3 separate regions of the Homo sapiens genome follow, and all the other regions are linked to region 3. The links are chromatin contacts, found by Hi-C or POLR2A ChIA-PET in ENCODE. All regions are on one chromosome and are shown on one strand. The core of a region is the stretch at or near the end of the contact, and the rest is flanking DNA. Distances in the headings are between cores, read along the strand shown.

Region 1 (4,479 bases), core at 392-2,891, 78 kb after region 3:
CTACAGCAGGGATAACCTGTAAAGATGAATATTCTGAAGCCCCAAAGGACTTCATCATCATTAAGGATACATAAGTATTTTTAAATTTTTCATTAGTCTACTTTATTGGCTAAACCAGTAGATATTAAGACAGAAATTTCTTTTGTGAAATAGAGAAGTGTCATGGTTTTAGAGTTTTGTAGTCTTTAAATGTAGGTTCTTTATAAGTGATAAAGAAATCTGTGCCGAGAAAATATGATCACCTGGGCAAGTGTCTGTGTGGCTAGAGGAGACAATGTGCTGTGTGTCTGCTTTCTTTTAGCACATCATAGGACACTGGTAACTTAAAAAATTACAGTTGATTTTTTTTTACACTTGGTTTTAAAGAGACGTAACAAGTTATCCTTCAATTTTAACATTGGGGTAATGGAATTAATAATACAATCTTATAATTATATAATGCTTTACAGTTAAAAGTGCTTTCATGCATATTATTTCAACTTAAAAAAAATTTCCCCTGTGTGTGACTGGAGGTTGCACTGTGCAGACAACTACCACTTTCTGAGATTCAAAAGAATAAGAGGAAGGGCTGCATTGGGTATTTTGAAAGACAATCAATCCACAACAAAGTGGAAAAAAGTCATCCACACACCAAAAAAAACCCCTAACCAAATGAACTTTGATCACTACTAGACAGGGTTTAAACCATTGAAGTGAATCATGTGACACCAAGTGAACTGCAAAACAGTTGCAGTAAGTTTCCAAGACTGAGTCATATCAGATTATAAAAGCTCCTATTCGTACATTTGAGTTTGTATAATTAATCTTTATAAAACAAAGAGCTATAGCTTTTTGAGCTAAATGTAGCATTTCTGTAAGTGATATGTAATATATACAATTTTAAATAACAATGTATTTTACTTTTCATGGAAAGATCTAATAATCACATAGTTTGTATTTCTAAGTTCTAGAGGCTTTACTTTTTTTTCCATCCTCAGAGTTTGGTCAGTAATTTTGTTGGATTCCTTATAGAATACCTTTAATAGTTTTCTGTTTTCAAAATCTAAAATAAATGTAATGGGAGATGATATGCAAAATTTATTCTCAATTATCAGCTTCTTTAAACACTGAATTGTAAACATGACAAAGGTTAGACTAGTAATAACCACACAAACAAAATGATTTCCAGAGAATCAGAACAGGAAATCAGTAAAAGTGATCGACTGGAGGTCATGATTTCTTCATTACTTTATTACACAGACAAGAGCCAAAATTCTAATCTACAGTACTTAAAAAAAAAAAACTAAAAAAAATTCAAGAATTTTATTGAAATAATACTAGGTACATAATGCTGAAAATGTTTTTGGTTTTAAGCTAAGTAAATCATAAAAAATATAAAATTTAGAATGAAAAAATTGTAGATTTCATGTAAAACTGTATATAATGCAATAGTTAAAGCTGACGTTTTTAGAAGGAAAAAACATGCACCCACATTAATAAGTAAAAAAGGTAGAAAGGAAAGGAAAGTTTGGAATAGAAGAAACTTACAACTGCACACTTTTTACCTGAGAAGAAGAGAGGGGGAGTCATTTACAGAGAATTCTTAGTCTTTCTACAGTGCATACTTAGATGTATTCAGTATTGTGGGCAAACAAAATGAAACTGCCACTGAATGTCTTCTTCCTGGCAGCTGACACATCTTGATAAAATTGAAACCATTAACATTATTTAGAAGGTACTCTAAGGTCAACGCTGATGAGGCTACGAATATGTGAGGTTCTATGTAAATTTATGACCAATTACAGGAAATAAATCACTTCACACTTGTTTCACTCTGAACTTTTAAAGCTACATCAAAGTACCATGTAGATTTCCTTTGATTTAACCTTCAGCAAAATGAAGCATTTAAAAATTCAAACCTTTAGCAAAACACCCTCATGAAAATGAAGTACTTCTTTTCTATTTGGATTGGATTCTGTTCAGAGGAAATTCTTGTTCTCTAAAGCTATATCATGTGTTTTTTCAGTCCATCAATCAATTAACCAAATATGCACCTAGTGTTTAGGTGACAAGTGTTGTGATGCTGGAAAGGCAAAGACAAATGACAAGGCTCCTGCCCTCAGTTAAAAATCTGAAGGGCAAGACAAAAAAACTAAACAGCTGATTCCAAGGTGGCACACTGTTAAGTAAACCCACAGGAGAAGCAATACACTGGCTAGAAGGGAGAATTCTTAGGGAAGGAGGAAGATGATGATGTTCGAGTTGGGTCTGTAAGGATGAGCAGAGGTGGAGGGAGGAGAAATCAGGCACAGGTGGCATGGGGAAAAGCCTAAGGCCAGAGAATGTATTATGTGTTAGGAAACTGCAAGTGGTTTGGTGTGGCTGGATATAGGTCTCAAAATGAGAGGTGAGAGATGAAACTTGAAAGAAAGCTGGGGCTAAACTATGAAGAATCTTATGCCATGTTAAAGAATTAGAACTTATCACGAAGGTTATGGGTGAGTCACTGAGGCAGTGGAGTAGTGTCATTAGATTTTATCTAATCCTTTATAATATCACACTGTGACTACATAAGTATTTTGTGGTATAGCTGGAACAATAAGAGCACTTATTTAGCCCTTACTATGTCCCAGGCTCTGTTTTAAGTGCTTTTCCAGCATTAATTTACTTAATTCCCCCAATATCTCCCACAAGATAATTGAGGGATGGAGGAAAACTTTTTTTTAGGTGTCAAATCACTCAAGAAATCTGAAAAAATCTTGAACCCGGCCGGGCGCAGTGGCTCACGCCTATAATCCCAACACTTTGGGAGGCCGAGGCGGGCGGATCACGAGGTCAGGAGATGGAGACCATCCTGGCTAACACTGGTGAAACCCCGTCTCTACTAAAAATATAAAAAATTAGCCGGGTGTAGTGGCGGGCGCCTGTAGTCCCAGCTACTTGGGAGGGTGAGGCTGGAGGATGGCGGGAACCCGGGAGGCGGAACTAGTAGTGAGACGAGATCATGCCACTGTGCTGCAGCCTGGGCGACAGAGCTAGACTCCATCTCAAAAAAAAAAAAAAAAAAAAAAAATCTTGAACCCATTCTCCCAAAGATCCGCCTATGTTTATACATAAAATATTTGTAAATACTTTAATAGACCCCATCCATGGGCCCCAGGTTAGGAAACTGTCCAGAAGAGAAAGACTATGAATTTTTAAAATGACCTTGAGATATAACTTGCCTTCCATACAATTTACCCATTTAGAGTGTACAATTTGATGGCTTTTAGTATATGCATAGAGTTGTGCAACCATCACCACAACCAATCCTAGAATATTTTTATCATGCCATAAATAAACCACACACCTCTTAGCTGTCATCCCTTAAAACCCCTCTCTTCCCCTCCAACCCCAAGGAACCACTAATCTACTTTCTTTCTCTATAAATTTATCTATTCTGGACATATAAATGAAATCATACAATATGTGGCCTTCTGTGACTGATTTTTGAAAAATTTATCATCCATGTTGTGGCATGTGTCAGCACTTGATTCCTTTTATTGCCTCATAATTGATCATATGGATATACCACATTTTATTTATCCAGTCATCAGATGATTGACATCTGAGTTGTTTCTACTCTCTAAATATTATTAATAATGCTGCTATGAACATTTATGCAGATGTCTTAGTGTAGACATGTTTTCATGTTACTTGGGTATATACCCAGGAGTGGAACTGCTAGGTCATATAGCAACTCTATGTTTACCATTTGAGGACCTGCTATATACTGTTTTCAAAGTGGCTGTACCATTTTACCTTTCTATCAGCTGTGTATGAGGGTTCCAATTTTTCTACATCCTTGCAACATTTTTATTATCTGTTTTATTATAGCCATCCTAGTAAGTGTGAAGTGGAATCTCACTGTCATTTTGGTTTGCATTCCCTTGATCACTGATGTTGGGCATATTTTCTCATGTCCACTGGCCATCTGGTATATCATTTTTGGAAAACAGTCTATTCAGATCCTTTATCCATTTTATAACTGGGTTATCTTTTTATAATTGAATTGTAAGAGTTCTTTATATATTCTAGATACAGGCCCCTTATCAGGTAAATGATTTGATTTTTTTCTTCCATTCTCTAGGTTGTCTTTTCACTTTCTTGATGGTGATCTTTGAAGCACAAAAGTTTTAAATTTTGATGATGTTCAGCTTATCTATTTTCTTCTCTGCTGCTTGTGCCTTTAATGTCATATCTAAGACAATGAATTTTTCCGTAAGTCTCATTTCCTTTTCCTATAAAAACAGAAGCTTGGCCAGGCACAGTGGCTCATGTCTGTAATCCCAGCACTTTGGGAGGCCGAGGCGGGAGGATCACCTGAGGTCAGGAGTTTGAGTACAGCCTGGCCAACATGGTGAAACCCCGCCTCTACTAAAAATACAAAAATTAGCCAGGCGTGGTGGCAGGCACCTGTAATCCAAGCTACTTGGGAGCCTGAGGCAGGAGAATTGCTTG
Region 2 (4,750 bases), core at 341-2,840, 94 kb before region 3:
GCAACATTTATCTCAGGGTGTAGGTTTTGCTAGGTAGAAAAGCTAAAGCAAGGATGCAAGAGGTTTGGAAGAGTACTAATGAGATAATAGTTCAAAAAATCAAGACAAATATAAGGAAGAAAAGTAGAGTTACCTAGAAAGAAAATTGGTCATCCTCATCAAATAATTCTTGTGTTTCTCCCCCCAAAATGGTATCTTCAGCTCTGACATCTCTCCTAAATCGTAGACCAAATTTTTTTTTATTTTTTGCTGGGCACCTTCATTTGGATATCTCCCAAGCATTTCAAACTCTCAAATTTGAGATTAAGTCATTTTGCCTTTCAAATGGCCCCTTTTGGTGGCATTGGTATCCTCCTAATTACCCAGAATTGTGCTTCTCTTTATCTCTCATATCTAATCAATTGCTAAGTCCTTTTAGTTCTGTATACAGTTAGCTTTCTCCATTGCCACTGCTACTAACCCACATTAGGCCTTCATTACTTGCCTAGACTGCTGCAATTATAGCCCTCCCAAGCAGGTCTCCTTGCCGTGTGTCTCTTCATTCAACTAGTCCATCCTTCCCTCTAGCTTTAAAAATCATCTCACTGAAGCTTAACTCTGATCAAGGCAGGCCTTTGTTCAGCAACTTAGTGACTTCCCAGCTCCTACCAGATAATTTTGCATGAAATTCAAGGCCCTTCAGAAGTGGCCCCAACTTACCTATTCACCTTATTTCCCTTTTATGTCTTCACATTATGTCCACTGACTGTTTCCCCCACAATCATCTTCAATAGGACTTGACCTATGCTTGAAACTTATTTTCTTTTCATATCTGCCTATTCTAGCCTTCAAGATCCAGTTCAAATGTTACCAACTCCTTAGAAGCCTTCCTTAACACCCCACAGTCAGAAATAATACCTCCCTTGTATAAACCCCCTTAAGTAAGACCTCTCATTGGGCCCTTCTGCTTTGTTACACATTTATATAAAAATCTCATTTTCTTTACTATCCGATTTCTTCCAAAAGTGTAGTTAACAAGTATAACAAATAAACAGAACTACACAAATTTATTCAATTCAGAACTTTAACACAGCTTCACATCAGTTGTTTTCAATACTGGCTATACATTAGAATTACATGGGGAGGTTTTAAAAAAATACTAATGGCTGATTCAAAGATTTTGATTCATTGGTCTTGGGTGGGGCATGGGCATAAGAATTTTTTAAGTTCCCCAAGTGATTCTAATTTGTGCAGGCAGAATTGAGAACCACTGTCTTAATTCTAGTGCACATTGGTGTGCTAAGTAGAGAAGTGCTAAATCAGTTGACTTAGCTGCATATACCAGGATTTGCTTGGTTAGAGGTACTTAACCTTTTTTCTAAAATCGTTAATAGTTTGAAAGGTTCCTCTTGACTATCACAAAGGAAGGGTGAATTAGAAACAGCAAAACTGTTGGTTTTCATTTGTACGTTTTATTTGGTTATGACAGATTTCAAAAATTATTTGAAGAGTATATCCAAGTGGGTCTTTGAAAATTGTAAGATCTACTCAGTTCTTAAAATGAATCAGACATGTGAACTTGTGTGGTCTAGCGGTTAGAAGTGTAGACTAGTGGGAGTACTTCTGGGGTTATTTGTTCATCTTTTACTGACTTACATGACCTTAAGAAAGTCACTTGAGCCTCAACATTTCCTGCAACTTCACAGAAAGGTTGAAGACCAACAAGTCAGTCTCATAAAAAAAAAATTTAACAAACTTGGAAATCACGATAGCTTCTTAGGTTTGACTGAGTTGTTGAGATCTTTCCTGCCACAAAGGGAACAACTAGGAAAGAACTGGCATTCAGGAGAAGCTCTCTAGCTCCAATTTAGAAAGTTTCCCACCATCCATTTTAAAGTATCTGAATGTTTTAGCCGGATGTGGTGGTGCTTGCCTGTAGTCTCGGCTATTTGGGAGGCTGAGGTAGAAGGATTGCTTGAGCCCAGGAGTTTGAGGCTGCAGTGAGCTGTGATTGCACCACTGCACCTCAGCCTGGGTGACAGAGCCAGACCATGTCTCTTAAAAAAAGTGTCTGAATTTTAAATTTAGCTCTGACCTCTTGGCATTTGTTTCCTTATCAATTATAAAACCATATTTACTGAAAAACAACATCAATAACAGCAGTTTAGCAAAGTACCACAAAGTAGTTACCTATGCATGTGGCCCAGTCCATGTTATTTTATGGAAAAACAAAAACTCTTCAACAGGGTGACAGGTTCGTTCTCTATGCCCAGGGAGCTATTGTGTTACTTTGGGGAGGAAGCCAGGGGCCACATGTGAGACAGATGTTTTCGGTGTCTCACTAATGGAGTTGAATCTTCTGCCTTTTCCTCAATAACAAACAAGCAAGGCAGAGAAAGAGTTAATATTAAACATGAAATTGTAATTACTTTCATGCTAAGGAGCATGCAGTATATATTGTATATTTTATCTAACATACAGATAAAATTCCTTTTGAAAGTATATACCAGACTTTTTTTTCAGTATCTGAGAGAGGCATTTTGCAAAATGTCTGGGGTTTGTATGGAGCCCTGCAATTTCTGGAAATAGGTGACATTTTGACCCTTGGTGTTACTGGTCACAGCTCTTCATTTCAGTTTTGATTGTATGGGTGTGCAAACAGGTATTTTGGTTTAATCCTTGATCATTTACCACTTGTTCTTGTAGAAAAGGGAGAAATCTCTACTCAAGTTTTAGAAGAAGATAAAATATGGGTAAGGTGACAGTTGTTACTGCCATGCAGGAAGAAAATATTGGGGCTTGATAGATAAGCAAATAAACAAGATACCTTTGTGATAAAGGTCTCCACTTTTAGCACTCTTCTTAGCCAGTATGACCCTCAATAATTCCTTTACCATCTCCAAAGCTTCAGGTACTTCAGCTCTCAAAAGGAAAGTGACTGGATAGGTTGCACCTAAAACACATTTGGGAAAATTAAGTGTGATTTCCTCAAATATAACCGTATAGCCTCCTAAAATAAGACTATGCTGTTAAACCTCTTCTTTTAGATTCTTTACTTACCCAACCCATTATTAATTAGTGCCTCATCTATCCCAGACGGCTTTTGCGTTTGTTTGATTGTAAGCCTTCAAAGTGTCAGGTATTATAATACCCATTTGTTTTAATTGGTTAAAGTGATAAACATAGTGCCTGTGCATGTACACATTGAAGGTATGGCTGTTTGACAGAAATAATCTTCCTACCTTCTCCTTCCCAGCCCTAACTTCTGAAGGGTGAGAGAATGAGTGTTTAAAAAAATTTTCTTTTCAGCCCAATGTTATCTTTTAGCAGTCTTTACATCTTCATCACCTTTATGCATGGTAATCAGCAGAACAGGTCTCCCTACTGCAGCAGAACTCTGCATGAACCCAGTAATTTCTCAAATCTGATAGGTACAGAAAAGTGTGTGGCCTTTCACTTCCTGTCCCTTCCTCCAACCCCAAACCATAGAGAAGCATGCTTTCTGGTGACATTTTATTCACATAGACATTCTCACAGCTCTTTATTCTGTAAGAAAGATTATGTGGAGTATGAGGAGTGTTGTTCCGTGTCATTTTATAACTGCCTACTCGTTTGATTTTGCAAATTTGGAAATAAATTATGAACGCTCAGGAAAATCCTTCTATGAGAGAGTTATTACTTCTGTCCAGTTTTGAAAGTCAGGTTTGCAGCTATCTGTGCTATATCATTTTAGGAAGGTGCCTGATGTGATCTTCACACGTATCACCTAGGATTATTCAGGAAAGGATAATTCAGATTGTGGAGCTACAATATGGAGTTTCCAGTGGTTCAGTATGAGTGCAGTGAGCAAGACAATAGGGACCAGAATGGGGAAGGCCACTTAAAAATCCAAGTTCATGGCTGGCCACAGTGGGTCACAAGGTCAGGAGTTTGAGACCAGCCTGGCCAACACGCTGAAACCCCATCTCTAATAAAAATACATAAATTAGCTAGGCGTGGTGGTGGGCACCTGTAATGCCAGCTACTCGGGAGGCTGAGGCAGGAGAATCGCCTGAACCCAGGAGGCAGAAGTTGCAGTGAGCCGAGATCGTGCCACTGCACTCTAGCCTGGGCGACAGAGCAAGACTCTGTCTCAAAAAAAGAAAAAAATCCAAGTTCGTTACTGACTTTTATTGTACTCCACGAGATAAAAAACATAGAGATTCATCAGTTTAGCTCTACTTGCTCAATAAACCACAACTTTAACTCTTTATATATATTTTTCTGTTGACAGAATACAAACTGGTGACTTCCAAAATTATGGGTACCTTACTTCTGAGGTTTAGTCAAGAGTTTGTACAGCTCTAAATCCTTGGATAGAAGGTTTTAATAAAAATGCCAACTTTTAATTAAAAATCTCTCTCTTGATTCAGTTATCTTGCCCAAACTTGGAAACTCTTCTTACTACTGTATATAATAATTCCTGTTAACCAGATGTTGTTTGATAGCTCAGTAATAACAAATGGAGGGTACTTGTCCTAACCTGATTTACATTCTTTCCTTTTGATGTGTAGCATATGTGGAGCAGTCAGCTAAATAAAGGTCTTATCAATAAGATGCAGTTTGACACTTGGCTTTTTGCTTTTGTTGTTACGCCACTTACCATATGGTAAAGAATTGTTATAGAAGGATATCTGTATTTTCAGAAGTGAGGTTTGAATTGGTGGAGGTTTCATGAGCAGTTTCCTCATTTGTGATTTATACATTGTAAGTTTTTATCATGTGAGTTGTT
Region 3 (4,156 bases), core at 1,322-3,821:
GTCTTGAACTCCTGACCTCAGGTGATCTGCCCACCTCGGCCTCCCAAAGTGCTGGGATTACAGGTGTGAGCCACCATGCCTGGCCCTCTGTGGCCATTCTTTATTGTCATTATTCTCTGCTCATATTTTTAAGCACTTATTTTTTCTCTTTAAACATAATAGATTATTTCATATCTGTTTTCCAACATCTGAAATATTTGTGAGTCTATATTTGCTGAAATTTGTTTATATTGATTCTCATTTATGGTGTCTTGCTTACATCATTATACGTCTTGTGATTTTTTAAAAAAAAAAATATAAGCTGCCTGTTCTCCTTGGAACTTAACCTGTAGGAATTCTTTAAGGTCTGGATTACAGTTAAATCCTTCCAGAGAAATTTGTTTTTGTTTCTATCAATTGCCCCAGGTGCTACCAATCTGGGACTATAGTTGAACTATAGTTAGTTTAAAATTTTAGACTGAATTCTCACAAACACACACGAAGGCCAACTTGCTTTACGAACTGTTAGGGAAGATTTCCAACCCCTCCACCAGCGCCAAGGTGGAAATAGGCATTTCTTCATTATCTCCTTCTGTGCAGAGTGACTTCCTATTCATCCTTACACTGAGGGTATAGAGGGGTGAGTTTCCTAAGATTCTCCACCTTAGTCAGCCCTAAGCTTTAACTCCTGATTCTGTGCCTTCTTCATACAGCTTCATGCAGCCTCAAAGAAGGAAGGACTCTCCAGAATTTGAAAAAACCCTGCTTCCCCGACCAGATTTCCTACTTTCACTACTGTTTCTGAAATCAACAAATTCCTTATTTTGGTGACAGATCAGTGATTTATTTATAATTATGTAAGAATAGTTTACCCAGAATTTTGGTTGTTTTAATCTACAGAGTTATTCAGGATATCTAATCTATGATACTGCCAGAAATGGGAGTTTCCAGCCCTGTTACACTTCTTTTTCTTTTTTCTTTTTTTTGAGACAGAGTTTCACTGTGTCACCCAGGTTGAGGTGCAGTGGCTCCATCTCGCCTCACTGCAACCTCCACCTCCTGGGTTCAAGCGATTCTCCTTCCTCAGCCTCCCGAGTAGCTGGGATTACAGGCATGCGCCACTACGCCCAGCTAATTCTTGTATTTTTAGTAGAAGACAGGGTTTCACCATGTTGGCCAGGCTGGTCTCGAACTCCTGACCTCAGGTGATCCACCCGCCTTGGCCTCCCAAAATGCTAGGATTACAGGTGTGAGGCACTGCTCCTGGCCAGCCCTGTTACATTTCAAAGTCATTGATTAAGAATAATAGGATAATAACTATTATATGTTGGTTGTTTCCTCTGGGCCTGGCATCTTGCAGGTATCTGCAATCCTCACAATAACCCTACAAGTAGGAATTATTCTTCCCATGTATTCCCAACAGATAAAGCAACTAGGATTAAATTGTCCAAAGGCATGCAACTAGTCAGCAAAGGAATTTGAATTCTGCTCTTTGCAATCAATCTTGATCTACTTTTCTTTTTATTTATTTATTTATTTATTTATTTTTGAGACGAAGTCTCACTCTGTTGCCCAGGCTGGAGTGCAATGGTATGATCTTGGCTCACTGCAACCTCCGCCTCCCAGGTTCAAGCGATTCTCCCACCTCACCCTCCCAGTAGCTGTGATTACAGGCACCTGCCATCATTCCCGGCTAATTTTTTTTTTTTTGTATTTTTGTAGAGACGGGGTTTCACCATGTTGGCCAGGCTGGTCTTGAACTCCTGACCTCAGGTGATCCGCCTGCCTCGGCCTCCCAAAGTGCTGGGATTACAGGCATGAGCCACTGCACCCAGGCCTGATCTACTTTTTAAGCCACAGAGATGTTTTTCTTAATATTGATGGAACACAGTGGCTTTCATATTTTAGAGGAGGCACTGAAAGCAAGGTAAGCAGAGAAAAGATTTTATGGGGTAAGTCTTTCCACTTCAGAGTTCCAACACATGGGCTCCCATCAGCTCACTCCATATCCATGATAGGTTTAATCAGATTCAGGTTTAATCTATAATGAAATAATCGTGCAGAAACCGACTTCATGATACTGGCAGTCAGAACTCTCAGATCTCCCTTGTTCTCTATTATTTCCAAAGGTGACCTTTGTTTGCTTGAGACACAAAACCAGTTCCTTCATCTGAATTGTCTTTTACACCCTCACGTATCTAATAGGACTTTCTCTCAAATACAGACTTTGGATGTCATTTTCTTCATTTTGGGGGGTTGGTGGCTTTTGTCCTTAGCAGCTGTGGCCTTAGACTTTATCTAGGTTTGCAATCAGGAAGCTGTGATACTTCCTGAGACTGTTCTGGGTAAAATTTACACAATACAAGTTGAGTTCTCTTTCTTCACTTAGGAGTTGCTCTGGGCTCTTGAAAGGACAGGCTGTGCTCTGTCCAGTTTGCTACAGGTTGAATCCAACAGTTGGTAAGAACCAGCCTCTGTGGTTTACAGCTACTTGTGCTTCCTGAGCAACACTCGTGGAGAATTTGGAAAGAAGGCAATGATTAGGATTAGAGTCTAGAAAACCGTTAAGAAGGAGGAAGTTTATCAACTTAGTGGGAGTAAATCTCCAAACCACTCTCAGAATGCTAACACGCACAGTTTCTCTTTGCCATGACCAATCGTCAGGCTGTTGAAGGAAACCAACCTAATAGCAGAGGCAAAGGGAGAAGCTGGAGAAGAATAATCATTTAAAAATATTCACATCCTTTGACCAAATAAATAAGTCAGGAATGGACATTGTTAGGTGCCCCCCCCAACTTTTTTTTGTTGTTGTTGTTGAGATGGAGTCTTGCTGTCACCCAGGCTAGAGTACAGTGGCACCATCTCAGCTCACTGCAACCTCCACCTCCTGGGTTTGAGTGATCCTCCTGCCTCAGTCCCAAGTAGCTGGGCTTACAAGTATGTGCCACCACGCCCACCTAATTTTTTTTTTTTTGTATTTTTAGTAGAGATGGGGTTTCGCAGTGTTGGCCAGGCTGGTCTCAAACTCCTGACCTCAAGTGATCCACCCACCTTGGCCCCCCAAAGTGCTGGAATTACTGTGCCCGGCCCTAGAGCCACTTATTATACACAAGTTTTTCCATTTGTGAAATGCTCCCAAAGTTGTAACCATCATTCTGTATTTATTTCTTGACTTATAGACAGGGTCTCCCTCTGTTGCCCAGGCTGGAGTGCAGTGGTGCAATCATAGCTCACTATAACCTCCAACTCCTAGGCTCAAGCAATCCTCCTGCCTCAGCCTCCCACAGTGCTGTGATAACAAGCATGAGTCACTGTGCTTGACCCTATCACTCTATATTTAAAAGTTATTTCCTTGCTGGGTACACCTTGGAACTCTCTGATGAATTAATCTATTTTTATATTTATTGATACAAATTTTAATACTATTTTAAATACTATTAAAAGTTTCATGAGCTTATTATTAAGTTTGTGTGCTAGGAGTCTAGTTTCTGGGCCTTCATCCCCAGAGTGCTGTCTTTGTCTCCTGTTGGTGAGAGGACTTAAAGGAGTAGGAGAGGGGAAAATACACAAGTTGGAGTCTGTGTAAGCAGATTTGGTAAATGAAAATGAGAGAACAGGGTGGCCTGAGGTTTGGGATGATGTCTGAATTAGAGGTGTTCAGCTTTGCCAGCCTCCACAAACAATAGTAATACAGAAGAAAATGTCAACTCACTGCCTATCAGAAAATAGCATAAATAATGCCTTTGACGACTATAGTATCTGTTCTCTGAAATTTAAAGTATTGCCTCACCAAATCCCATAACACCTCCTGTGAAGTGAATAGGATAAGTATTAGCATTTCCACTTGAAACCCCTTATTTCAGTTAGGAGTAGATTAGGGGTAGGGAGAAAAGCAGAAGAACCAGATATCTAGGAAAGAGACTGCCTGATCCTCATGAGGCTGAACTTGTCCACACATCTCATGCCTTTTCACGATCACATGCCCAGAAGACCTGATTCAAATCTTGTCTTCACCATTTAGTACCTCTCTGAGTTTCAGTTTTCTCATGCATAATACAGATGTAATGACAATCATCTAACAGGAATGTTAAATTGGGAAAATATTGGCAAAACGCTTGACACATAATAGGTGTTTAAGATATGTATGATCTCTTCCCTTCCCCGACAGTTCACAAAA

The links. Hi-C counts contacts between places; a loop is a spot of excess contacts on that map. ChIA-PET counts read pairs that join two places held with the same protein, here RNA polymerase II (POLR2A). Pooled maps may share reads with other maps.
Region 1: a map with no recorded cell type shows a loop between it and region 3 (6-fold over the local background). The contact joins two enhancer-like sites. A Hi-C loop is called at or near these places in 13 of 37 single-sample maps with no recorded cell type and 14 of 50 pooled maps. POLR2A ChIA-PET finds 5 or more read pairs at or near these places in 16 of 52 experiments (CD4-positive, alpha-beta memory T cell, GM10248, GM12878 and 9 more).
Region 2: a pooled map shows a loop between it and region 3 (2.6-fold over the local background). The contact joins two enhancer-like sites. A Hi-C loop is called at or near these places in 1 of 168 maps with a recorded cell type or tissue (naive thymus-derived CD4-positive, alpha-beta T cell), 1 of 37 single-sample maps with no recorded cell type and 7 of 50 pooled maps. POLR2A ChIA-PET finds 5 or more read pairs at or near these places in 4 of 52 experiments (activated CD4-positive, alpha-beta T cell, activated CD4-positive, alpha-beta memory T cell, activated CD8-positive, alpha-beta memory T cell and 1 more).

The regions. Positions count from the first base shown.
Region 1 is chr1:92,536,515-92,540,993 of GRCh38, forward strand. All of the region lies in intron 19 of EVI5 (ecotropic viral integration site 5), which reads right to left. Among named protein-coding and RNA genes, the nearest start is that of GFI1, 52 kb to the left of the region's middle. Within about 2 kb of position 1,642, at least 5 of the 41 ENCODE cell types and tissues checked have a DNase peak (open chromatin) inside an H3K27ac peak, as active enhancers do.
Region 2 is chr1:92,364,266-92,369,015 of GRCh38, forward strand. The region is part of intron 11 of RPAP2 (RNA polymerase II associated protein 2); the gene reads left to right. It also overlaps a transcript of GLMN not described here. Among named protein-coding and RNA genes, the nearest start is that of RPAP2, 68 kb to the left of the region's middle. RefSeq lists an enhancer at 1,444-1,493. Within about 2 kb of position 1,591, at least 2 of the 41 ENCODE cell types and tissues checked have a DNase peak (open chromatin) inside an H3K27ac peak, as active enhancers do.
Region 3 is chr1:92,457,625-92,461,780 of GRCh38, forward strand. No RefSeq gene overlaps it. Among named protein-coding and RNA genes, the nearest start is that of GFI1, 27 kb to the right of the region's middle. Within about 2 kb of position 2,572, at least 2 of the 41 ENCODE cell types and tissues checked have a DNase peak (open chromatin) inside an H3K27ac peak, as active enhancers do.